Regions from separate parts of the Mus musculus genome. Here regions 1, 2, 3 and 5 are each linked to region 4. The links are chromatin loops, found by intact Hi-C in ENCODE. Cell type or tissue: gastrocnemius. All regions are shown on one strand. Region 1 overlaps Smarcd3 (SWI/SNF related, matrix associated, actin dependent regulator of chromatin, subfamily d, member 3). Region 2 overlaps Asb10 (ankyrin repeat and SOCS box-containing 10). Region 3 overlaps Gbx1 (gastrulation brain homeobox 1). Region 4 has its middle 33 kb from the start of Nub1. Region 5 overlaps Agap3 (ArfGAP with GTPase domain, ankyrin repeat and PH domain 3).

Region 1 (5,000 bases), 54 kb before region 4:
ACTCGGGTACCAGCTCCCGAATCTGGAGGAGGAACAAGGTGGAAGCAGGCCTCAGACCATCTTGCAGAACGTTTGTCTGTTGTGTGATCTCAGGACACAAAGGACATGTAGGGAGCTGTCCAATTGATTTCAGGCTGTGGAATCCTGAGAGTGTAGATAGGACTTGTCCCCGGGACTCTTATTATATAGCCTCATTGTGTGCGGATAGAATTGCTTCTCCCTCCAGGACAATTCATGCATCTCATCACCAGGAAGCAGCAGCGACTGGCAGCCCAGCAGGTGCAAGTGCCTAGTCTCATCCTATCGCCCCCTACTCATACAGACACCCTGGGTCCCTGAAAAGTGCTAAGTGATTCTGGGTACCCCAGATAGTTGGGAGGTGGTGTAGATTGCCTCAGGAGCTCCACACCTGCTGTCCCTTTTACATGTCCAGGCTCTCCTGCTACTTTCTGTTCCCTCCACTCAGCAGTTTCTGGTCCCTTCTTTGTCCTTTATGCCTTTGGACCACTGGCATCCCGCCCCCTGAACCTCAGGCCTTGTGATCTGCCCCTCCTCCCTCCGTGGCTCTCCAGCTCCCTCCCTCAGTCCAGCCCCACCCTCTCGAAAAGGGAGCCTCACTTCCTAATGAGCTTTTAAAACAAAAAGTGAAAGTGGCTGTGATGCTGAGCCCAAAGCTTTGCTCCTAAGGAAGGAGGGGAAGATGGAGGAGCAAAGGGGTGGGGGCTGGCTGGGGGCTGCTGTGAAAGGAACTCACCCTTTGAGGGAGGATTTTGTCAGCCATCTTCCTCCTCTTGGCACTGTACATTTTTTAAAGAAAAAACCAGGTTACCATGGCGACAGATCTGGGAGTAACGAGGCCACCTGCTAAATTATCCCGACATCTCCGCCCGCTGGCTGGGGTTCCCACAGCCTGCTTGTCTGCCTGTCTGAGGGCTACAGCAGGGCCATGGAGCTGGTACTTCCCTTGGAAAGCAGATCCTTTCTCTGGCCCGGTACCCCCTGCCCCCACCTTATACCGCGCCACATCCTCAGAGCCAGAGAAATTCAGACTTAGGAGGAACTAGTGAAAGAGGAGATGCTGCCAAAACATGGGGACTGCAGAAGTGTTTGCAAAAAGCCTGGAAGCGGGGAAGACAGAGGAGAGAGAAGATAGCTTCTGAGGAGCCTTTCCTGCCAAGAGAGCCCGAGCTCCAAGGAGGGGAGAGGTGACTCTTCCACCTGGTTCCTGGAGCTCCTGAGCCACCATGGTGTGAAGTGGTGGGACTTGGCACTCCAATGGCTCTGGGCTTGGAAGGGACTGTTTAAGGGCAGGAAACGCTTGTGGTCTTGGACCATCTGCCAACCAAGGGCCACACCACAGTCACAAGAACCCTGGTAGTGTGCAGGAGTGTTCTATGTGAGTTTGACTTAGCACTGGAACCAATGTGGCTGAACCTAGGGTAGATAGCACCTGGTATTGGATGTTTCTGTTTCAAAAGCAATGTTCTCTCTTGGCTGACCAAGAGAGAACACATAGCCTAGAAGATAGCTCTACACTGCCCCCATGTGGCTTTCTCACTCACTGCCCCCTCTCTATCCAGAAATCCACTCTATGCCTAGTCAAGCAACTCATTAAAGAAAAAAAAAAAAAAAAAAAAAACCATTCTTAGGCTGGATAAGCCTCTCATGAAAGGATTGATTTATTTCAAATAAATTGTCCACACAAAACTCTTAACTTATACATAAAAAAATAAAAAAATCAAAGAATTACTTGCTATACAAGATAATGATTCACTTTGTAAAAGGATTTACTGTGGGATGCCTATGATTTTCCTTGATGCGTAAAAAACTATTTAATAATGAAGTAGAACTGATATTACACCTTGTATAAGAACCCATCTGTTGTGCAAAAGGAAGCATGTGTGTTTGGCTAAATACCGATGCCCATAGGGGCATAACTCTTGCCAAGAGCCAGCAGGGACCATGGGAGTGCCACTAACTTCTCAGACGAGGAAATAAGCTGGTCCGGTGGCTTGGGGGCAGAATTGCTCCCTCAGAGGGGTTATAACGCCCTCTTCATGCCCACTGCCAAGGATAAGGGCTGCAGAAATCTAGAGGGGCTCTGACGCAGCCCGGGACTCGGGACTGGCCCGGAGGTACCAGAGGACTACATTTTAGAAAACACACAGCTAAAACTCAACCCTTGGTCTATTGCCAGCCTTGCCTCTCCCCAAAGACTGAAGCATCTCCCAGAACTTGGGGTACAGGATGGGAGAAAGGATTTATCAGGTGACAAGCAGAGGAATGAAGGGTGCGTGCAGAGAAGGGACACTGGCAGCCGACTATTGCAGCCTGTCTTCACTGTGGGCACACAAAAGAACCAGACCAGTGCCCCCTAAGCCCTCTCCAGAGAACATCCAAGCTAGAATGACTTGGTCGCTGCTACCACCCTTCCTTAGCTTTCCATCCCCACCACTCACCCACCTGGTCCCTGAGGCTTCTGCCTTCCGCCCCTGCACGCCCTTTCACGCGGGGGGGCGGAGTTTTGGGGGGCACTCACCTGCGGCTCCGCGCTGGGGCGGTGGGCACGGGCTGGCCCTGGCCCTGTGCCTGGCTCTGCCCGGGCGGGGGCGCTGCTCGCTTGCGGGCGGGCTCCATGCCCGCGGGGGCCAGGCCGGGTCGTACCGCGGGGCTGCCCATGTACGGGGAGCCCGGGGGGCCCATGGGCGCCCCCTGGTGGGGCATTCGGGCTCCAGACGGCATCCCGGGGCGCTGGGGGGTGGGGCGGGAGGTGAAGCAGAAACAGGCGCCGGCAGGTCAGATTCGGTCCCGACCCCCAGGCCAGCGTGCCTGCGTTCCCGCCCCTCTCCAAGACCCTGGGTTGGTAACCCTGCGCTGAGCGATGAGTGGGAGTGATTGGTGGGAGGGGCGGGGGCGCGGGAATCTGCGCGGCTCTGGAGGAGGGGGCTCAGCGTCTCCTTGCATGAAGCTAACTGAAGCCAGGAAATTGCCCAGAGCATAGCCGAGTCTCAGAGCCGTGCAAGGTACCCCCAAAATGAATATTAATGGCGCCTTTCAACCTTTCAAAGGATGTTCATATCCTTACGGTTCTCTGCAAGCCAGTCAGAGCAGGTCTTTTCATCCCCACTTGACAGATGGGGCAACTGGGGCTCAAAGAAAACAGCGACCTCACCAAGGTCACCCTGCTCTTCCTGGCAAAGGCAGCACCTGGCGGGCCCTGCTCCCCGCTGCTTCGCTGCGGTGAGGGAGGGGCTGATCTCCTGCCCTCATTCTCCATTTCCACACCCCACTTCTGGGTCTGATGTGTTTTGTACTTGAGCCCCTATCTCCATTTCGGAGCCCCCTGCTTTTGGCACCTCAATCTCAAACATAACTGGTACAGCTAACTCCAGGTCTCCACACCCACTGACTTAACCTGCCTCTTTAATTTTATTTCTCCCAAGATGATACAAGAGACTGGGCAAGGGGACCTGCGGGTCTGGTGTCATCAAACTCTGCCAGGTTTTCTTGAGTGGCAAGTGGGGAACGGGACTAGAAGTGGACTGCCAGTGCAGGGATGTGAAGGAAGCAGCATCTGTAGCAGTATCCATTTCCCCCTCCCATCTGCCCACATCAGAGACAACCTATTCCTCACAATATCCCAGAAAGGGTAGAAATTGGAGGGAAATGAGGCAGGTTGATTTTCTCTGGCCACCAGCTCTGGGCAGTCAATCAAAAGAGATGAGATGTGAATGCAAGTGGAGTGTTTCAGATTTCACTTGTCCAAGCCCAGGAAGGGGGCTGAGGCTTGGGGACCTAGACCAGGAAGGGTATTAGGGAGAGGGGAATGAAACCCCTATTATTTAAACACTACCATCTCAGGCTAGGGATGTAGCTTGGTTAAGGGCTTGTGCAATACATGTGGTGCTCTGGGTTCGATCCCCAGCATCAAATAAACTGCACATGATAGCACATACTTTTTTTTTTTTTTTTTTTTTTGAGACAGGGTTTCTCTGTGTAGCCCTGGCTGTCCTGGAACTCACTCTGTAGACCAGGCTGGCCTTGAACTCAGAAATCCACCTGCCTCTGCCTCCCGAGTGCTGGGATTAAAGGCGTGCGCCACCACCGCCTGGCATGATAGCACATACTTATAATCCTAATCTTGAGGTGAAGGCAGAAAATCAAGACCACCCTCTGATATATAGTGAATTTGAGGCCAGCCTGGGCTACAGAAGGCCATGCACACACACACCCTTCTCATCTTGCCCCCTGGATTAAGAAGCCCTAACCCTAACCCTGGGCTTCCTTTCTCCTCTTACATTGCTTACCTCTGAGGTCTCCACCCAGAGCCAAGCAGCTGTCTCTGCCCATCTCTTCTATAGTCAAACAGGCCTGTCCCTGAACTTGCCTCCCCCATTCCACCTGACTCTGTCACTCACAGCACCAATGTCACCAGCGTGGAAGCTCAAGCCTAGCCATTCTCCATCACTATAGAGGGGACTCTAATCATCCAAGAACCGAACTACCAAGTTGACCACATTCAATTCCATATGCAGAGCCTCTTCACTGGATGGTAGTCTTTAAAGCAACTACTCTTAAGCAGCTAGGTCAGGATTGGTAACTCCACTAACCCATAGGGCTGCCTTGGAATTTATACCCCAGAGATCCCTATGGCTAGAGAACAGGCTGCCACAGAGAAGCCCTCTTCCCTATCAGCCACTCTCCTATTCATCAAGGCCACTGATACTGTTGGGTCTAATGAGGCCCTGAGAAGAAGGCTTCTAGGGGCCCCCAGGAGCCTGCCATCAGTAACAGCCTCATAAGGGTCAGATTCTGGGGGCCCTTGCCTCTCACTGAAATGGTGCTTCCTGGAGTCACAACCAAATTTGGCCATAGTAAATATGACTGACTCTTCCCTCCATATGCCCAGGCTTAGAGCTCCTCACAGCAGGCTCTCCACCTCAATAGGTTCCTGGGTACCCTCAGACTCCTCACATGTCTTCGTGAGTGTGTGAGTGTGT
Region 2 (5,000 bases), 120 kb before region 4:
AGTCCACTTGGCTCTATGGCCTTCTAGCTGCCCCCCGAAACCCCACCCCACATAGTCTGGCTGCCTCTAGCTGGCTGAAAAGTGCTCTGAATCCTGGAAACTTGGGTCCAGGGACCCTTGACATCACAACCCCCAACCCACTTACTTGGTGCTCTGCCGCCCCCCCAGCCCACCGCTGGCTGCTGCGGCCTCCAGCTTGTAGGATCCTGGTACAGCAGTGTGAGCAACGCTGCTCCAGCTCTATCCTTTTACAGACAAGGAAACTTGAGTCTAGGGAGGAAATTTTTGTTCCACACCTAGCTAATGGTAAAGCTGAGGGTAAAACTCAGATCTGGTGACAGCTCCACGCTCCTGCCATCACAAAGCTACATTTAAAGAAGCGGGTTAAAGGAACTGAAATAAATGATGGTTCAGAAGTCAAGAGCACTGGCTGCTCTTTCTAAGGACCTAGGTTCAGTTCCCAGCTCCGGCATGGCAGCTTACAACCATCTTTAACTCTTGTTCCAGGAGATTCTATTCTCTCTTCTGGCCTCCAAGGGCACCAGGCATGACAGTATGCACACACATCTATTCAGGTAAAACACACTTACATAGAAAATTTAATAAAGCAGATTAAAAAGAACAAGAGCCAGATGTGCACTGAGTGATGCTTCCAGACCTATAGGTGGCATGAGCAGTGGAGAAATGGTTGTTTTCTTAACCATGCAGAGGGCCCCATCCTCATCCAAGCCGGGGGTTACTTTGTCTTCCACATCTGTGAACCCTGTCCCAGGGGCTTTCCCATCTCCAGCCCCTGACCACCAGCTTCTCTTTACACACACCTCTGTCTTGCCCACCCACCCTTCAGGCCACCTGTTCTGACAAGTTCTCACTCTAGAGGCTATTAACCACTGCATGTGAGGAGAGGAGGCAGGTTGGCCTGGGACCTGTTACTGAGTACTGAAGGGAGCAGTGAGGCAGCTTGCACAAGGCCTAACCTACCCTGATTCTGTGTGAGGGAGTCACATCCAGGCAGATGGAGGCTTGCTGGAGACAGTACCAAATCACACAAACTGTAGACTTTTTTTTTTTTTTAAGACAAATTCTCACCACATAGCACAATGTGGCCACTCTCCACCCTCCTGTCTCTGCCTCTCTCCACCCTCCTGTCTCTGCCTCCCAAGGACTAACACCTGCACCATTGCTCTGGGCTTCAGCCTAGAGATTTCCAGTGCGCACACAGATCTGCACAGGTGCCCTCTGCATCACTACCAGCCGGGTGCTGATCTGGCCTCTTCTCTCAAGTGTGGATCAAGGCGTCCACTCCTGACTTGAAGACAGACCGCCTTGCATCATTCATTGCTGAGAGATGCCCTTGGGGTGGGGGTGGGGTCTGCTTTGTTCACAGGGCAGCAAGCCTGGAAGGAAAGACAGGCACTGAGGAACTCTTGTGGCTGTGGAAGCAGCTGGTTCAGGCCAGAACCATCCTCCAACCCTCCTGCCTCCTGCTACCACCCCCCCCCCCCAGCACAGTGGCTGCCTCCAGAAACCAGAGCTCACCTAGTAGAGCAGATCCTCAAAGTCCAGCTGCAGAAAGCGGAGCATGCGCGGTGGCAGGGGAAGGCGCGGTAGTGCATGGGGCAGACAGCCCTCCAGGTGACTGCGGAGCGCACAACGGCAGAGATGCTGCAGCGACCTGGGCTGCCTCACCAAGGCAAAGAGGGAAGAGTAGAATCCATGGTACTTCTGGACACCGGAGGAGAAGACTCAGTGAGGACAGTCTTGGGAAGCCGCCACCGCCACCCACTTCTCCTAACAGGGCCAGGAAGGTAACGACTGGGAGCATGTCTAAGAACCTCACACAAACTTTCAGAACTCACACGGAAGGTGTATTTTTCTAGATAGGAGTGAGCTGTTGAGTAATTTCTATAGAGGACTGTCATGGCTGCCCCACAAGGAACATTGTCTCTCAGGGACAAGCTGAGTGATGTGCTCAGGGTCCTGGACGCAGACCTGTAGAATCTCTGGTGGCACCAAGCCCTTGGCCTCCTCAGGAAGCTGAACTACACGGTATGTATTCATCAGGACCTCGATGGTCCGTGGGGACATGCACCAGCGATCCAGCACCTGCAAGAGGAAGAGATTTGTTAGGGAATCCTGACAGGCCATGTGGGGTGACTGGAGTGGCAGCGTTCTCCCCCAAAATGTGCTGCAGACCCAACAGCTGATATGTATGAGACCTCATTTGAAAACGAGGCTTTATTTACTCGATTCTGTTTGTATTTTTAAAGATTTTTTAAATTTAAATTTATTTATGTATATGAGAGTTTGCTTGTTATGTATGTCTGTGCACCACATATGTGCAGTGCCCATGGAGTCCAGAAGAGGGCGTTCGATTCCCTGGAACTGGAATTAGAGATGGTTATAAGATGGTTTTGAGTCCCAGCACCCACATTGCTATGTTCCTCTGGTACCCAGGGTCAACCTCCAGTGCCATATAAGTCAGATGGAATGCGCATAGTCCCAGTCATGAAGAGCAGAAAACAGGAAGATCAAAGTTCAAGGCCATCCTTAGATACATCTCAAGTCTGGGTCCTGTCAAAGCAAAGCATCCCCACAAGAATGTCAAAGTGATTCCCTAGGTACAAGCCAAGGCACCAGGGAATCACCAAAGCGGGAAAGAAGTGTGGGGCACAGCTTCCAGAAGGAAACACCTCGCCAACAGCACCTCTCTCTAGCTCTAGGCTTCTACACTGGTAGGGGAAGGCTTGGTGGCTGGAGGGGTGCCAGGAAATCAACAACTGCATTTCTAGTGTTCCTTTCCCTAGCAGGCACAGACCCTTAGTCCTCATCTCTATCAGATATGGACTGTGATGTCTTCAACTTGTGAGGGAAGCCGAGGCCCGCTGAGTGTAAGAACCTGCCAGTTGTAGCAGGCATACTTGGCACAGCAGCTCCCACTTACTCCACCATTGCACTGCACTCCAGGGCTCTGAAGAGGATTAAAAAGATCAGAGCTAGGGCTGAGGATACAGCTCACGTGGGCCTGTTTAGCATGCCAGGTCAGTCGGCACAGCTTGTCTGGGCTACCTGAGACCTTTATGAGACCCTTTGCATAAAAACAAAAGCCCTCTTTGATTGGTGGAACTAAACCTAAACCACAACCAAAGAAAACACATGGTGGGACTCATGGCTCTAGCTGTATATGTAGTAGAGGATGGCCTAGTCAGTCATCAATGGGAGGAGAGGCCCTTGGTCCTGTGAAGGCTCTAAGCCCCAGTGTAGGGGAATGCCAGGACCAGGAAGTGGGAGTGGGTGGGTTGGTGAGCAGGGGGAGGGGGTGGGGATAGAGGGTTTCCAGAGGGGAAACCAGGAAAGAGGATAACATTTGAAACGTAAATAAAGAAAATATCTTAAAAACAAAAACAAAAACAAAAGACAAACAAATAAACAAAAAAACCCAAAAGCCTTCCTGGAAGGCTGCCTCAGTGGTTAAGAGCACTTGCTGCCCTTGAAGAGGATCTGTCATCTATACAGCAGTTCACAACCATTGTAACTCCAGTCCCAAGGCATCCAATGCCTTCTTCTGGCCTCTGTAGATACCAGAAATGTATGTGCCGCATAGATATAACTGAAGGCAAAATGCCCATACATGTAAGAATGCTTTAAGGTCTTGAAGCCAGACCTTATATGCCCAGTGCCTCCATTTCTTGCCCTGTCTCTGAACAGTGCTTATTAGAGCTGTGACAGCCTAGTCTGCCAGGGACATTACATTACACCTCTGCTGGAAATGCCTGCTCTGCTCCTCCCCTTTCTCCAGGGAGTCCCTGTACTAAGTCCCTCCTCCAGGAAGCCCAGACAGTGCCAACTAGCCTTGCCATCTACCTTGCCTGATTGCTCCTTATATTGGCATGGTTCCTGACAACTTAGCAAGAGCTTTCTCGTGCTCAGCTTCATTCTAGAACACCAGCCAATACATCCTGAGCACTATGCGTAGACCACAGCTTGTTCTAAGTTACACGTATGAACTGTGTTCCCTACACTAACCCTAGGATGCCGGGAGCCCTGTTTTACAAATGATACAGGCACAGAAAGATTAAGCAACTTACACACACAGGTGCCCGGCATCAAAGACTACTGTTTTGTTTTGTTTTGTTTTGTTTTCCAAACAGGGTTTGGCTGTCCTGGAACTCACTCTGTAGACCAGGCTGGCCTCAAACTCAGAGATCCTCCTGCCTCTGCCTCCCCAGTGCTGGGATTAAAGGCTGTACCATCACTACAAGAAAGAGCCTACTCTTCATGGCCACCAGGCTTGCAGGCTATGCTCAGGCTGAACAACCCGGCGGTCTACGCTGTCTGGTAGGCACTGACCCTCTCTGTGGTCCTACAACTTTCCATCTTCTTCAGCAGAGGCTATATGCCATGCTAGGAACTTGGGAACCAAAGGATTTCAGAGTCTCCCTTACAACCAGCACAGGAACAAGTGTCAAAGTCTGACCCCCATCTGGCCTCTCCAGCATCAAGCCCAATGCACCCAGTTTCTGGAGAACTGCAGAGGCCGGCTTGCCACATGGGTGAGTCTTAGAGTTGTCCTTGCTAGGAGGTTGGGACTCTTGCCAAGGCTGGAGGGGCTGAGATTCTGAGGAAGGACGAACAGTGTCCTTTACCCTGACCCCTTTCCCCAAGACAGCTAAAGGCCAAAGCAGGCTTGCTCTGGGGCAGAGGTGGTGGGGTTCTGGGGTGTCTATCTGCCGTACCAGGTCCTCTTTCTGCCCTGCCTGGCGGGGAGATCATTAGCTGTCAGTACCGCAGTCAGATTACAGGGAATTGCTCGTCTCCTAATTATCTGGTGTTAATAGGAGATTAATTAGTGTTAATTGTTGATTTTCTTGTATTTTCCCAAAGGGGAGACCAATCTGCCGAACTCTCAGGCTGTTTAATTATTTGGTCTTGCTTAGGAATCCAGACAGATGCTGCTACGTTTGTGAGCAAAGGGGAGGTAGGGACAACAGGGATGGCTG
Region 3 (5,000 bases), 140 kb before region 4:
TTTTTTTTTGAGACAGGGTTTTTCTGTGAAGCCCTGGCTGTCCTGGAACTCACTCTATAGACCAGGCTGGCCTCGAACTCAGAAATCTGCCTCCCTCTGCCTCCCAAGTGCTGGGATTAAAGGCATGCGCCACCAAGCCCGGTTCACACTTCCTTTCTGACCTCAGCCCTGGACACAGACATAGCAAGATTTAAGGCCTGGAGGCTGGAGAGATGGCTCAGCGGTTAAGAGCCCTGGCTGCTCTTGTGGTTCTATTCCCAGTACCCATCGACAAGGTGGCTCACAACCATCTCTAACTATAGTTCCAAGGGATCTGATGCCCTCTTCTGTTCTTTCTGGGTACTGCATGCACAGGGAGCACAGGCATACATATAGATACTCATATACATAGATAATGAAATAAAAACCGATCGATCTTTTGTTGGAGATTCAGGACATGGATGCCTTCCTTCCTCTTACTAAAAGGTCTTGTTCACATTTTTCTCATTTCCGCAGACTCAGACTTCTCGAGGTCCAAATGGAAACCTCAACCTTTCTTTCACCTTCGCGATGCTTCCCCATCTTCAAACTCCACCATGATAGTTGTTTCTTACTCCCGGGGTCCCATTCAAACCCCCACAAATCTGTCTCTCAGATCTGCCCAGAGCTGGACCCTTTCTTGCCACCTCCTTACCAACCTGGCTCCTTCTAAAGGTTTGCCTGTCTTCTGTCCCTACCGGTCCGCAGCCTTCTCTCTGTCAGGAGCATCCTGCTCCTTGAGATCAAACGCCGGCTCCTTCCTCCACGCCCGAGACTGGCTCTTCTTCCTCCATCCTCTTGGACTTAAGATGCTTCTTGGACTCCTTTGCTGCCACAGCATGTGACATAAATGTTAGTCACTTTATTTCTTTTAAAAGCTATGTCTCGAGCTGGAGAGATGGCTCAGCAGTTAAGAGCACTGACTGCTCTTCCAGAGGTCCTGAGTTCAATTTCCAGCACCCACGTGGTGGCTCACAACCATCTGTAACAGGATATGATTCCCTTTTCTGGCACACAGGTGCGCATGCAGACAGAGCACTCATACATTAGTAAATAAATAAATCTAAAAAAAAAAAACCCTATGTCTCTTCCTATTAGAATATAAACTTCATGAAAATATAGATTTCAGTCATATCTTACTCACAGTTGTGGCTTTGGGATCATAAAAATTACCTATAAAGTAGTCACTTAATAAATACTTAACATGGGCTGGCAAGATGACTCAGTGGGTAAGAGCATTGACTGCTCTTCTGAAGGTCCTGAGTTCAAATCCCAGCAACCACATGGTGGCTCACAACCACCCGTAATGAGACCTGACGCCCTCTTCTGGTGCATCTGAAGACAGCTACAGTGTACTTCTATAATGATAATAATAAATAAATCTTCGGGCTGGAGCAAGCAGGAACTGAGTGAAACGGGGTTGACCGAAGCAAGCAGAGGTCCTAAAATTCAATTCCCAACAACCACATGAAGGCTCACAACTATGTGTACAGCTACAGTGTACTCACATACATAAAATAACTAAATAAATCTTTTAAAAATAGATACTTAACATAGTAAAACGGCTATTTCCAGCATGTGCATGCACGTCCCCTCATCAGTTCCCTTCTTGATCTCTTCTGAGATACCCGCTTCAACTCTACCCATTCCCAGCCCCAGAAAGGACCCCTCCTCTTCTTTTATCACCCTACCCTCTGTCCAGTGTGCCTCAGACCTTCCCATGCACAGAGGAATGCCACAGGACCTTCTGGTGCTAAGAGTAATGGCCTTGGGAATTTTCTTCACTTCTAAGTCCTGTGGTTTCAAATTTTAAAACATACTTTGTAGCAATTCATAATATGTTATCAAAAATGTAGCCCAATAGTGCAGTGTTTTAAACAGTGTTAAAAAGCCAGAAACTGGATTTCAGGGCTTGAAGGATGGAATCATTTAGTACAGTGCCAAGCCCTCAGGGGACGTCCAATAAATCTAAATTGATGATGATTGAGAGGAGGCTCCCAGCTCCTCGGTCTGGCAGAGCCCTCCTGAGATAATCTCATCCATCCCTCTGTCTTCAGACAGACCCAGTAACTTCAACCCACACAAGCAGGCCACCCTCAGTGCCGCTTTTAAAGCCACACATGGAGTGAGGGTTCATGGCCTCTCTCTGTTTCTTGATCCCTGTGGGACACTGAGTGGCAGGGGCAAGAGTTTCTGTCTGCGCCTTTATGATCGTGACATTGAAGACTCTGATAAGCTACCTCTAGATAGGGGTGGGGGTGGGGCAACTGAGAGGAACACACAGCCACCGGCCTCAAAGGACAGCTTTTGGAACAATGAGGAGATCCACAAGATGGGAGAAGGAAAGGCAAGCGCCGGCAGCCCGAAGGAGGCTGAAGCCAGAAGTGGCAGAGAAACCAAATGGTGGACCAGACAGTGAAAGGCTGGGTTTCATAGAGACAGCTAAGATGGGGGTGGGGGGTTAAACAGTACCACCCCGGGCCCCAGTACTGACATGTGTGTTGCTGTCTCTTGCTCTTTGCTCCACCAGAAGAGGGCGCACTGAGAACTGGGAAGGAGTCAGCAACCAGGAATGAATGAGCTACTCAGCTACCCATGGAAGAAAGGCAGGCGGGCGGCCCAGGTAGCTTACCATTTCCACAGAACTTAGGAAGGAAATGCAGCGACTCATTATAATCATTCGTAACCCGGCTCTAGGGGATCCAGTGCCCTCTGTTGACCTTCTTTGGCACCACGGATGTATGTGGTACACACACACATGCAGGCAAAACACTCACACATAAAATAAAATGAATAGTCTCTCTGACCCTTTCCTCTCTCTCAGACCCTTCTCTCCCTCTCTCCCCTTCCCTTCCCCACCCCTCTCTCCATGTGTTCCTGGACCCCCGCCTCAACTCCCCTTCCCATGCCCCCAAATAAATTCTATTCTATACTAGAAAAAAATTAAAATGAATAAATCTTTTTTAATAAATGAAAGAAGGGAGGGGGGAGGGAGGGAGGCAGAGAGGGAGGGAGGGAGGAAGGAAGGGAGGGAGGGAGGGAGGGAGGGAGGGAGGGAGGGAGGGAGGGAGGAAGAAAACGCAGCTGGGTGTGGTATTATGGTGGCGAACACCTTTTATCCCAACACTTGGGAAGCAGAGGCAGGTGGGTCTTTATGAATTCAGGGCTGCTCTGATACCCACAGTGAGTATCTCAGCCAGGACTGTAAAATAAGACCTTTTTTTTTTTGGTTTTTCGAGACAGGGTTTCTCTGTATAGCTCTGGCTGTCCTGGAACTCACTTTGTAGACCAGGCTGGCCTCGAACTCAGAAATCCGTCTGCCTCTGCTCCCCCCCAACCCCCCCCCCCCCAGTGCTGGGATTAAAGGCGTGTGCCACCACACCCGGGCTGGCCCTGAGCTTGCAGCTCCTGTTTCTGCCTCCTGAGGGATAGCATGCATGGGTTGGGTTTTCCAGGCCTAGCTGTCAAACCTTTCTGATAAACTCCCCCCCCCCCCAAAGACAGGGTTTCTCTGTGTAGCCCTGACTGTCCTGAAACTCACTCTGTAGAACAGGCTGGCTTCGAACTCAGAAATCCATTTGCCTCTGCCTCCCAAGTGCTGGGATTAAAGGAAGCATAGCCAACTTCCATTAACATCTTTTTTTTTTTTTAAGATTTATTTATTTTATGTATATGAGTACACTGTAGCTGTCAGTCACACCAGAAGAGGGCATTGGATCCCTTTACAGATGGTTGTGAGCCATCACGTGGTTGCTGGGAACTGAACTCAAGACCTCTGGAAGAGCAGTCAGTGCTCTTAACCACCGAGCCATCTCTCCAGCAGCTGCCCCCCCCCCCCAAACATCTTATAATGGGAAATAATGATTCTTATGGAGGAAATCTTCTACCAAATGAAAGAAGGCTTTCAAGTGCGAGTAACCTAACTGCTAGGGCGGTGGCCAAGAAGGCAGAAAGGTCCTGACCTTGAGTGTGAGGATGTTGCCTGGTGCCAGAGTGTGCTAGGCTCCTTGTGAGTTCAGAGCCTGTGGAGAATCCTGTCTCTGGCTGGTTAGTTGGAAACAGGCAGAGTTCACGGGACAGCTCCTCATGGAGTTATCTTCCTGGGAACCGGAAATCACCAAGCTTGAACTACAGTTACACGGAGAGCTGATGCAAGAGAGCTGCCCCGCCCACCCACTGAATCCAGACTCTGCACTCAGGCTGCAAGGAGTACGAGAATGTGGACAGTGACTGCCCCCGCAGGAAGGGCGGAGGCTCCAGAGACAGAGGAGTCCCATGGAGGGAAAAGGCTGAGCAAAGAATAACAGGCAACTAGGGAATGCAGAGAGTGGGAGAAATAGTCTTCTCCAGAGAAGAGCACGCTAGTTGGCTATCCAGTAACAAGTAATGAGCCCTGAAAGCACATACGTGTAATGTGATACAGACCGAGCAGGGGTGTTTAGTGATATGTATGACTGTACATGTGTGCGTGCATAATAACTAATGAAAAAAGAGGTCAAGAATTTGCAAGAGAGCAAGGGGAGAGGGAAGGGAGAGATGGTGTAATTATATAATAACCTCAGAAATAAATGGAAGACAGGGTTCAGCTGGGCTAGAGAGGAACTCAGCAGCCATACAGAACCTATGGGAGGTATTTCCCCATGGAGGGAATACGGTGTCAAGGTGGCCGTGGCAGTGCATGCCTGAAATCCTGGCACCTGGGAGGTCAAGGCTGCATGGAGTTTGAGGCCAGCCTTGGGCAGCCCCAGACTTGCCTGCTAAAGAGGGGAACCTGCACTGGAGTCACCAAGGACGATGAGATGAAGGCCCTTCTTCCGACAAGGGCTACCTACCCCTTCTACTCCCCAGCCACTCAGCCTTTTCCCAGCAGGTGGGGTCAATTCTCCAAAGACACCTGTATTTTCCATCCAGGAGCCATGACTGAACCCCTCCCCTCTGCAAGCCAGGGCCGCCTCCCGTTTCTGACTCATCCGGCTCCTTTT
Region 4 (5,000 bases):
GGTGTGGAGCTGGCCTGAGCCCATCAGACGCGATGTGCATGCTACAGATGACAGAAGTAGAGAGGCGGACCTATCCCAAGTCCTTTGGAGACCAGACAATTTGTAAGTCCCAGGCATCAGACACTGAACTATTCAAAATGGAGTCTAGGTTTGCTCTGATCTGATTGTGACTGTGCCCTCATTATTCTTAGAATATGAAGTATGATAACTTTTATTTTATTTAATAGGAACCCACAGTTAAGAGACTAAATTTTTAAAGACTGTGCCTCTTCTTCTCCCCACCCCCACCCCCTTAATTTTTTTGAGACAGGGTTTCTCCGTGTAGCCCTGGCTGTCCTGTAATTTTTCTCTGTAGACCAGGCTGTCCCTGAACTCAGAAATACACCTGCCTCTGCCGTTTGAGGGATTAAAGGAGTGCGCCACCGCTCCCCTCTGACTGTGGGACCTTAAAGTTGGACTTTATATTGTGATTTAACATGAAGTCTTAGAGATAAACAAGGAAAGTGATATGTGTGTCAAGCTGACAAGGGGTCAATTATACTGGTTAGTTTTTTTGTCACTTGGGAAGAGGGAACCTCAACTGAGAAATTGCCTTCATCAGATTCACCTGTGGGAATGTCTGCGGGGCATTTTCTTGATTGATGGTTGCTATCAGAGAGCCGGGGCAGTATGGGCTATGCCCACCAGGCAGATGGCCCTGGATTATATAAAACATGAAGACACACGTCGGGAAAGTAAGCAAGGTTCCTGCATGGCTCCTGCTTTTTTGACCTGCTTGAGTCCTTGCACTAATTCTCTCTATGATGGACTACAACTGTGAGCTGAAATAAACCCTCTCCTCCCCCAGTTGCTTTTGGCTATGGTATTTATCACAACAATAGAAAGAAAATAAAGGACAGTGGCCCTAGTGCTTTGACTGCCTTCCTAGTTTTGCTTTTATTGATGCGAGGAGGAAGCAGGGCTCTTGGAGTCCCCTCTCCTCTTTCCTAAACATCCACCATTTCTCCACACCCGCTCTCATGAAGAACAGTTAATATCCCTCAGCTCTTCTGTCCTAACATGCCAGATCCACTGGCCTGTGCCCGGTGGACAGATGCCTGCAGATGGAGGAGGAATGGGTTGATGCGGTAACAGACTGTACCACTCTGCAGCTGTCCTTGTGGATAACCGGTTCCCACCGGTGAGCGAGTAAAACTGTTTGAGGTTGGGTGGGGACAAACTGTCTTGAACAGGAACAAGGGGTGAAGGCATGGTGGTAAGTGTGTAGGTTTCTTAGTCTGGCAAACCTGGGCTCACCAGTGAGCCATCTACCCCTGACCCAGCCACTCACCTCTCTCATAATCTCATAATCTGCAGTTTGTGGCTCTCAAACACATCAGGGTCTAACATCACGGGCCTTGCAGGCTTGGAAAAAGGTGTTTGGAGACAAGATTAAGTTAAAGATGTTGGGATGTCAGAGAGTGAAGTCTGGATTGCCCAGGTGGGTTTCACATGTCACAAAGAATGGCCTTGGAAGACAAAGATACTCTGAGGGCTGACTGGCTCTCGCTCTCTCTCCTCTCTCTCTCTCTCTCTCTCTCTCTCTCTCGCTCGCTCGCTCGCTCGCGCACACACACACACACACACACACACACACACCACACTGTAAAAAATGTCGAGGAAAAGTTTCTTGTTTTATTGAGTTAGGAACTGAGATATTTAGAGATGAGCAGGGGCCCAGACTAAGGTCTAGGGAAAATGGATTTGCCTTTTCACCATACTATTCTGTCTGCTTTTGTATATATAAGAATTTCGCCTTGGAAAGCAATGCCTTCCCCATTCTAGGGGAGAATTTGCTTGAGACTTGCTGCCGCCGGCTGCGCGGGCTCTGGCGCCACGTAGCGTCAATGTCAGGAATGACACCCTGGGGCGCTCTAGACTCACTTGGCTCTGCTTGGCTCTTTCGCTGGCCAAGTTGAAGCGAGGCAGCGAGCCTCAGGCCCACTTGTGCTGCCCGGCACCATAGAAGTCTGTCTGGCACCCTGGTCTGGTCCAGGCAGGTTCTCCCAGGCACATCTAATCCTCAGGCCCCATTGCCGTCCGGACCAGCAAAACTCCATCTCACTGTCTGAAGATTTCACTTTTTTTTCCCCCACTGAGACAAGGGTTCTTTGTGTATCCTTAGCTGTCCTAGACCTAGCTCTGTAGACCAGGCTGGACTCAGACTCTTCAAACTCTACTTACCTCTGCCTCCCAAGCGCACCACCACCACCGCTGGGCAGAAGACTTGCTTTTGAGTAGATCTGGAGTGTAGATTGAAAAGAAAGACTCATTACATGTGACAGTGGCATTTTTTGACTGGTTGGAACCTACCTGCATGTGAACATAGTATGACCTGCTAGGTGGATTTCCTTCCATGGTCTGGGCAGCAGGTGCTATGGATACGTTAAGATCCGTCCTGTATGGTGAAGCTTGTAAACTGGGATGCATGCTGCATGCAGCTCAGCCTGTAATGACCCCAAGATGCGTGTACTCACCACACCCTGAGTCGGAAGACCTTGCTGAGGTCTCCGGAAGGTGGTGCCTACCTCTGGGCTGGTCCAGATCTGTCTGTAACAGTCAGGTTCCTTATCTGAGACTTGTACAGATATACAATGCCCCACCCATTTGTGCAGCCTGAAACCAGTACCACCACAGGGGTCAAGGGGTCTCAGGCACCAGGTACAGCCTGCAGGCAAAGTCCATACTCATACCAGCCTTACTCAAGAGCTGCCAGGCAGGGAACCCAACTTAGGGGTTCTCTGAGACCCTTCCTGCTGTCCCTGATACAGTCTAAGTCTTGGCATGAGAAGGAACCTCAGGGCCACTAACGGAGCAGAGCCAGTGTAGGGGTAGGATTAACCCATAGTTCCCTTCCACAGGACAGGTGCAGACCCCTGAGACGCTCCCTTCTGAAGGTCACCTACCTACACACCCTCAGTCCTGGGGCCTTTACAGGTAGTATCCAGTTGTGGAAAGATGTATGTGTGTGTGTGTGCGTGGCAGGGTTCTGTTTGCAGAGTGGGACTTAACAACTGTGGTTAACTGTGTTTTAAGCTTGGACAGAAGGGGCAAATGATAAGGATGGTCACCTTAACTTTCCAGGTCAGTCCTTAGGCCCAGTCCCTCCCAGCGACAACAGGAAGGCCTCAGAGAGGCTGGGTTTCCACTAGCCATAAAGATTGCAGGTAAGGCCGGGCGTGGTGGCGCATGCCTTTAATCCCAGCACTCGGGAGGCAGAGGCAGGCGAATTTCTGAGTTCAAGGCCAGCCTGGTCTACAAAGTCAGTTCCAGGACAGCCAGGGCTATACAGAGAAACCCTGTCTCAAAAAACCAAAAAAAAAAAAAAAAAAAAACCAAAAAAAAAAAGATTGCAGGTAAGTGAAGCGTGTAGTGTGTGCTCTTTGGGACTGGATCAGTTTCTGCAGGCTACTGTGCCTGTCCCACACCCCGCCCCTCTGTGTACAGGTACTTTTTTGATTTGGTTTGTTTTGGGTTGTTTGTGTTCTTTTGGGTTTTGTTTGTTTGTTTTTGAGTGAGGGTTTCCCTGTGTGGCCCCGGCTGTCCCGGAATTCACTCTGTTGAGCAGGCTGGCCTTGAACTCAGAGATCCACCTGTCTCAGCCTCCCGAGTGCCGGAATCAAAGGCATGTACCACCTCACTTGGATTTTTTTTTTAATTTTTAAAGTGTTTGTGTGTGTGTTCACATATGTACGTACATGCAGGTGAGCATGAGTGTACAGTGTCTAGATGTTGATGCTGAGTGTCTTCCTCATAAAATTTTGAGACATTTTTAAATGTTTTGTTTTGTTTTGAGACAAGGTTTTTCTGTGGAGCCCTGGCTGTCCTGAAATGCTCTCTAGACTAGGCTGGCCTTGAACTCAGAGACTTGCCTACCTCTGTCTCCCCAGGTACTGGGATTAAAGGCATGTGCCATTATACCAGGCTTGTTTTTATTTATTTTATTTTGTTACTTCTCTGTGTATATGGGCATGTGGGTGTAGTGCGGGTGTGTGGAGGCCAGAGCTGTGAGACTCTCCCTGGAGCTGGACTTGCAGGCAGCATAAGTCCTGGGAATAGAGCTCGGGTCCTGTGCTGGGGCAGAATGTACTCAGACCCATACGCCATCTCTCCAGCCGCTTCCCAGCTTACTTTTGGAATACATTCTCACCTAGAACTGGCTAACACCGGCATCCTCCTGTCTCAGCCTTTCTGGTGCTGGGATTACAGGTGCATGCTACCATGCACATGGGTGCTGGAGTCCTGTAACACATGGCCAGTGTGGATGTGGCATCTGCTGTGCTAGAGCTCAAAGTTGCCACACTGTGGGCTGGGGTGCTGTCATAGTTTGCTTTCTATTTCTGTGATAAAATCGTGACCAAAAGTAATTCACGGGAGGAAAGTGCTGCTTGGCTTACAGGTCCTGACCGCAGGCTCTCAGAAGGAAGTCAGGGCAGGAGATCACACAGGGCAGGAACCTGGAGGCAGGAACTGAAGCAGAGGCCATAGAGGGGTGCTGCTTCCTGTAGCTTGCTCAGCCTGCTTTCTTATAGCACCCAGGACCTGCCCCAAGGTGGCCCCACCCACAGTGTGCTGAGCCTTCTCTCAACAATCATCAATCAAGAAAATGTCCCACAGACTTGCCTACATGCCAACCTGACGAAGGCGTTTTCTCAGCTGAGGCTCCCTCTTCCCACATGACCACCGACAACAAACCGCCGAAATCCCTCTGGCCTTCTTTGGCCCCGTGACTCTGCTCTCACTGCCACTCTATCTCTGAGAAAGGATGATCGTTGTTGTTCTAGTCCAGTCCTTGCGGATTTCACGTCGTTCGCATCTGCAGCCTTTTAGGTTATTTAACTTGTAAATTTCCTGAAATGACTCCCAGAGTCCTGATTGCAGCATTTAAATTTTTTAGTATTCTGCGCACCATGTCTGAGAGGTGTGGGTGCCACCCTCACCAGGGCAGCCAGAGGCACGAA
Region 5 (5,000 bases), 170 kb before region 4:
TTGAGCTCCCTCCATGTGTTGCCTGCCTGCTTCAGCTGTGCTGCCTTGCCCCGCCACACCCCTTGCTGCTTGGAGCACGGCCTTCCCTCCAGGCCCTTCCATTTTCTCCATCTTCACAGCAGCGACCTTATTTTTTCTTTTCATCGTTTCCATGGTGACCTCACTTGCGCCATTGTCCCTGAGACAGCCTCAAGGCATGGTCAGCTCTATGGGTGTATCTTGGGAATTCACCCCATCATTGCTGTTGGGGTCGCCCTTCCTTCATCCCTCCTAGAGGAGACACACCTGCTCCAGGGGTCCTGCTGTGTGCTGCCTGTTCTGTGACTGGTGACTCCTTGCTGGGCATGGTTGTGATGTCCCCAGTCTCCCCTCATGACTCCATGTGCTCATGTTGCCACTCTTGCCCCGGTTCCAGTTCCCATCCTTCATGGAGACCTCTCTGGGCTTCTGGGCTTTCTGGTAGTTGGCAGCCCCTTGGCTTACCAGCCTGGCTGGGGTAGGCCTCCTTACACTCATTCTGAGACCCAGTGACAGCAGTCCCTTCCTCCCTCCTCCTGGGGCCAAAGGGGCAGCAGGCTTTAGCCTTGGGCTTTAGCCCTGGAGGGGTATGGAGGTAGGTGCTGTCTGTGGAGCTGCTGAGCACCAATGTAATCCTTAGCCATTTGGCCCAGTTCTTCCTGCGCCCCCTACTGGGCTTTCTCCCTCGTTGTAGTTGCAGTCCTTTGTCCCGACCTGTGCTCCAGACTGCCTGGGAATACAGGAGGGATGGGGCCTGGGCAGCAGAGTGGTGAACATTCCCTGCTCACATGGACTGCTGGGCCACAAATGCCCAGCAGTTGGCGGCTGCCTCCTCCTCCTCCTCCTCCTCCTCCTCCTCCTCCTCCTCCTCCTTTTCCACCTCCTCCTCTTCCTCCTCCCCTCCTTTCCTCCTCCTCCTCCTCCTCCTCCTCCTCCTCCTCCTCCTCCTCCTCCTCCTCACATCCTCCTCTTCATCCCGCTACCGCCTCTCCCCAGGCGCCTGGGTCTCTGCCCTCACCAGTGCTGACCGACTTTTGCGGGGCTTAAGTATAACTTGCCAAAATCTTTATTCTTTCGATATTTGCAGATATGTGCCACTGTTTCCAACTTTTCATCAACAAAAAGGCCTTTCCAACTCCTTCCAAATTAGAAGACCAGGTGGTGATACACAGCACCTCTGGACATTCCCCCTGTGCGGGCCGGAGGCGGGCCGGGCCCTGGGACTGCTCTCAGATGAGAAGCGGCCGCCGAGCTCCCCGCTCCAGAGACCCACAGGAACCTTTGTAACTAACCCTACCCCCAGGGAAGGCTAGGAACGCCGGAGCCCGCGCTGGGGGCTGCCGGGGGACCAGGCCCGGCTGGATGCTGCGCCAGGCTCGCTGAATGGAGAAGAAGGGAGCTCGGCCCACGCCGGCCGGCCAAAGCGAAGAGGCCCAGAGGGGCGGGGGCACTCAAGCCCGCTGGCCCAGCTGCTCCTGGGGGGAGCTTTCCTGCCCCTCCCCTCCTCTGCTCCTTCCTGCATGGACTTCTGCCGTTCCTGCTCCTGCTCCGGAAGCCGCCGCCACCGCGCTTGCCTTGCCCCCTCTTTTTGGCCCCTCCCCCCTGTTTCCTAGGATCCGCATTTGGGTGGACTCTGCCCCAGGAGCTTGGCAGGGTGCAGGCCCTCTTCTGGCCTCTCTCCTCTCTCTCTCCATCCACTGTGCCCCTCGGGCCACACCGACATGCTCGGTGCCGTGTGGTGTCTGTGCCGCAAAGAGCACCTGCCCGCTCACTTCCGGACTTTGCTCTCCCTGGTTGTCGTGCCCTGTGCTCCTGGCCAGCCCTCAGCCCCACCGGGCCACCTCTCCTCACCCCTCCCTTCACTTAACAAACTCCAGGCCCTGGGCTGCACACTCATTGCGCCCTCCGTATTTTGTGTCCTTGCTCTTTGTGAGGGGCGGGCCTGGCTCAGTGACCTGTGCTGCTCTGTATGGTGCCGTGTGTAAGAATAAACCCATTGGAATACTCGTGTCTTGGTTCCTTCCCGACCCGCCGTCCAGGCCAAACCCAGAGTTAGGACTGCCCAGGAGAGGGAGGAAAACGGGAGGGTGGAGAACGACAGGCGGGCAGGACTCGCCAGAGAGGCCCCAGACCTCTAACGTGTTTGTTCTTTTCTCTTTCAGTCTCGAAAAGGTGCTGACCTGGACAGGGAGAAGAAAGCTGCGGAGTGCAGAGTGGACAGCATCGGGAGTGGCCGGGCCATCCCCATCAAGCAGGTTAGCCCAGGACAGGAGCCTTCTTCCCGGGGCCAGGATCCTAGGCCTACTGTTTACCAAGGGACTGGTGATCCTCCTGGTCTGAAGCGTGAGGCCCAAGAACCTGGTCCCCAGACAGCTGCCTTCCCTCTTCCTTACCACTGGAGAGCAGCAGAGAGCCACCTGCGGCCTTCAGTTGGCTTCCGGACCTGATGGTTCGCTGGTGCAACCTGGAGAGGGAGCCTCCTGGACTCTGAGCTAAGGAAAAGACTTGGGGGTGGGGGTGGGGGCGGTAACGTAGGGGCTGGGTATGGTGGAACGTGTCTGCAGGTCCAGGACTTTGGAGGCAGAGCAGGAGTATGTATAATTTGAGCTACCTTGGGTTGTTTAAGGAATCCGGGGTCAGGCTCCACAGCATAGCAAGACTGTCTCAGAAACACAAACCAAGCCAAAGAGAGCCTGAGTAAAAGGCAGCATGGAGGAATGCTCATGTCTGGGGTTTACTGATGCAGACCACCACTGCAAGCATCTCTGTTCTTTCTCTTTTCTCTTATTCACTGATTCCCAATTACTGTTGCACACACACACATGCACACGTATACACACACACATACCACACATGCACACGTGCACACACATATACACACATGAACACACGTACACATACACACACATACGGCACGCACGTGCACACACACGTACACACACATACACACACACTAGCGCACACATGCTTTCTTGGTAAGTACATCTCACCCTAATGAAAGCAGCTTTCATTTGCAGCAGATAGAGTGAAGCACACCTGGTCAAAACAGAAGAAACAATTGTGGCAGGAAGGTAGAGAGGTGGCCCAGTTAAGAGCACTGGCTACTCTTCCAGAAGATCTCATAAGCTAATGAGGGCTTAGAGTGTAGGCCAGGGAGCCACGTGCACGCCCACTTCTTTCTCCTGTCTCCTTGTCTTCTTCATCCCTCTGTTGATTGAATTTATGTCTGCCAGGGACCATTCCAACTGGGACAGTCTCTGGGAGGGAAGTCACCTGAACAGGCTGAGAGCACAGAATGGCTGCAGTGAAAGTCCTCTGCTTCCTGCCCCTCTGTGTGTCAGTGTGATTCCAGGAGGCCAGGGCCTTCAATTGCTGGTGCACTGTGGACTCAGCCTGAGTGGAGGTGGGGGTGAGGATGGCAGTGCCTTCAGAGTGTTGGTACTGTGGTTATACCCACCCAGACACGTTTGTTGAGTGATTGAGAGTACTTGCTTGCCTCCTGCTCCCACTGGCTTTCCTGTCTGGGGGTTGCAATAGCAGGGTGGGGGTGGGGACTGGATCAGTTGTTCTCTGAGTCCTCCACCTGCAAGAATGAAGGGGAAAGAGTGCCCTGTCAACTGGTGCCTGGAAGTCTGGTGGTTGCTTGGGTGTCAGATGCCCTGAGTGTCTCAGGAAGGCTCTTCCTAGGTTAAGGCTCTGGGCTGGAGATTGCATTTGTCCACCTGGGGGCGGGGTGGGGGTGGGTGCTGCTCAGTAGGGAGGCTCTGCCCATGAAGGTTGAGGAGCAGAAGACTTTTACTGACCTCAGCCGCCCATTAGGTATCTCTGTGCCACATTCGTGGCTCCTCCCCTTTCCCGCCCCCTTGTCCTGTGCTCCCCTTTTCTGTACCTTCCCCTCCCCCTAGCTCCTGCTGGGAGTGGAGATTGCTTTTCAGTTGCCATTTGCATTCCCAATCAATCCGGACTCCGCAATTAAGTCGGCTGGCGGAGCTGGGAGGGAGGCGGCGGCGGGAACGGGTCCTCTGGGGGCTGTCGCCTCCGCACCGCTCCCATTCCGCCCCAGATTGCTTCCTGCTCCACGGTGCGCAGCCGGCCGGCCAGGGAGGGAGCGGGAACCCCGCAGCTTCTCTCCTTCTTGGAACCCGGGTTGGAGGGTGGGTGCAGCAAGACTGGGCAGAGGGTTGGCGGCCAGGGTCGCTCTGCCGCCCTCTAGCCTGCTGGCGAGCTCTTTGGCGCCCCGCCTACACCCCTTGCTAACGAACCTCATTAAGACAAGGAAAGCTAGGTGTTTTGTCGGGCAGAAAGGGCTTCGCTCCTGAGCTGCCTCTGCAGCAGACTGACTTCTGACCCTCTAACTAGTTGGAGGAGTACCTGGGTAGATCCGGTGGTCTTCAGGCAGCTCTGGTCCAGACAGACTGAAGTTTTTTCGATGTACCTAGCCAGCTGGTGGCATGAAGGGGAGCCGGGCCAGGGCTTAGAGGCAATGCCTACCATTGGTGACAAGAGGGTTCAGGTGTGAGGGTTCTGGAGCTGGCGGAGTGAGAGGAAGACCTCTTGATGACCAACATCAAGAAAGTTGTGAAGCCCGCTGGGTTTCCAAGGAGATTCTGCAGCCTACCGTTTCACTTGGCTTCTTCCCTCCTCTTCTTAATGGTGGTCTGTCCTCAGAGGTCACTTGCCCTTGGATGCCATTGCTAAGAATCAGGGAGAAGGAGTGGCTTGGCTCCCTTCTGCTTCTACAGCTTGCCTGTGCCAGGAACACTATGGCCACAGACAGGGCACCAGGCAATCTTCTCAGGGCCCTTCACAGACTATTTAACTGGGGCACTGGTGGCTTTTTTGTAAAAGAACAATCCCAGGCTGTCTTCATTCAGAACCTCTGTTTGAAGGCAACGTCTCATCATCAGGAAGCAGGAGATGTCCTGGATGCTCCACGTGTTACTGCATCTACTGAAATGACATCTGTTTCTCGGGGGTGGGAA

The links. A loop is a pair of places that touch in the nucleus more often than their neighbours do. Peaks named below come from ENCODE experiments on the same cell type or tissue, not always from the same donor. Only the 100,000 strongest peaks of a DNase experiment are listed, where the experiment ranks them.
Region 1: it touches region 4 in a loop (4-fold over the local background); 19 of 42 quality-filtered maps call a loop at or near these places.
Region 2: it touches region 4 in a loop (2.6-fold over the local background); 12 of 42 quality-filtered maps call a loop at or near these places.
Region 3: a loop joins it to region 4, with 9 times the contacts of the local background. A loop is called at or near these places in 15 of 42 quality-filtered maps.
Region 5: it touches region 4 in a loop (4-fold over the local background); 6 of 42 quality-filtered maps call a loop at or near these places.

Annotation. Positions count from the first base shown.
Region 1 is chr5:24,596,053-24,601,052 of GRCm38, forward strand. Smarcd3 (SWI/SNF related, matrix associated, actin dependent regulator of chromatin, subfamily d, member 3) reads right to left here. Exons shown (of 13, transcript NM_025891.3): 2 at 2,540-2,751; 3 at 755-797; 4 at 1-22. Among named protein-coding and RNA genes, the nearest start is that of Smarcd3, 3.4 kb to the right of the region's middle. In gastrocnemius, CTCF peaks have their summits at 1,548 (motif pointing left) and 2,712 (motif pointing left); DNase peaks (open chromatin) are centred at 565, 956, 1,280, 1,510 and 3 more places; H3K4me3 peaks cover 4,264 bases; H3K27ac peaks cover 4,766 bases.
Region 2 is chr5:24,532,115-24,537,114 of GRCm38, forward strand. Asb10 (ankyrin repeat and SOCS box-containing 10) reads right to left here. Exons shown (of 6, transcript NM_080444.5): 4 at 1,993-2,106; 5 at 1,540-1,725; 6 at 583-1,397. The coding sequence ends at 1,540. Among named protein-coding and RNA genes, the nearest start is that of Asb10, 5.8 kb to the right of the region's middle. In gastrocnemius, a CTCF peak has its summit at 2,360 (motif pointing right); no DNase peak of the experiment used is centred here; H3K4me3 peaks cover 953 bases; H3K27ac peaks cover 1,580 bases.
Region 3 is chr5:24,508,277-24,513,276 of GRCm38, forward strand. The region is part of intron 1 of Gbx1 (gastrulation brain homeobox 1); the gene reads right to left. Among named protein-coding and RNA genes, the nearest start is that of Gbx1, 16 kb to the right of the region's middle. In gastrocnemius, CTCF peaks have their summits at 341 (motif pointing left) and 2,538 (motif pointing right); a DNase peak (open chromatin) is centred at 2,547.
Region 4 is chr5:24,650,367-24,655,366 of GRCm38, forward strand. No RefSeq gene overlaps it. Among named protein-coding and RNA genes, the nearest start is that of Nub1, 33 kb to the right of the region's middle. In gastrocnemius, no CTCF peak of the experiment used is centred here; a DNase peak (open chromatin) is centred at 1,896.
Region 5 is chr5:24,481,161-24,486,160 of GRCm38, forward strand. It overlaps Agap3 (ArfGAP with GTPase domain, ankyrin repeat and PH domain 3), which reads left to right. Exons shown (of 18, transcript NM_139153.2): 9 at 2,181-2,273. Among named protein-coding and RNA genes, the nearest start is that of Agap3, 31 kb to the left of the region's middle. In gastrocnemius, CTCF peaks have their summits at 680 (motif pointing left) and 2,416; DNase peaks (open chromatin) are centred at 680, 1,595, 2,415, 4,110 and 1 more place.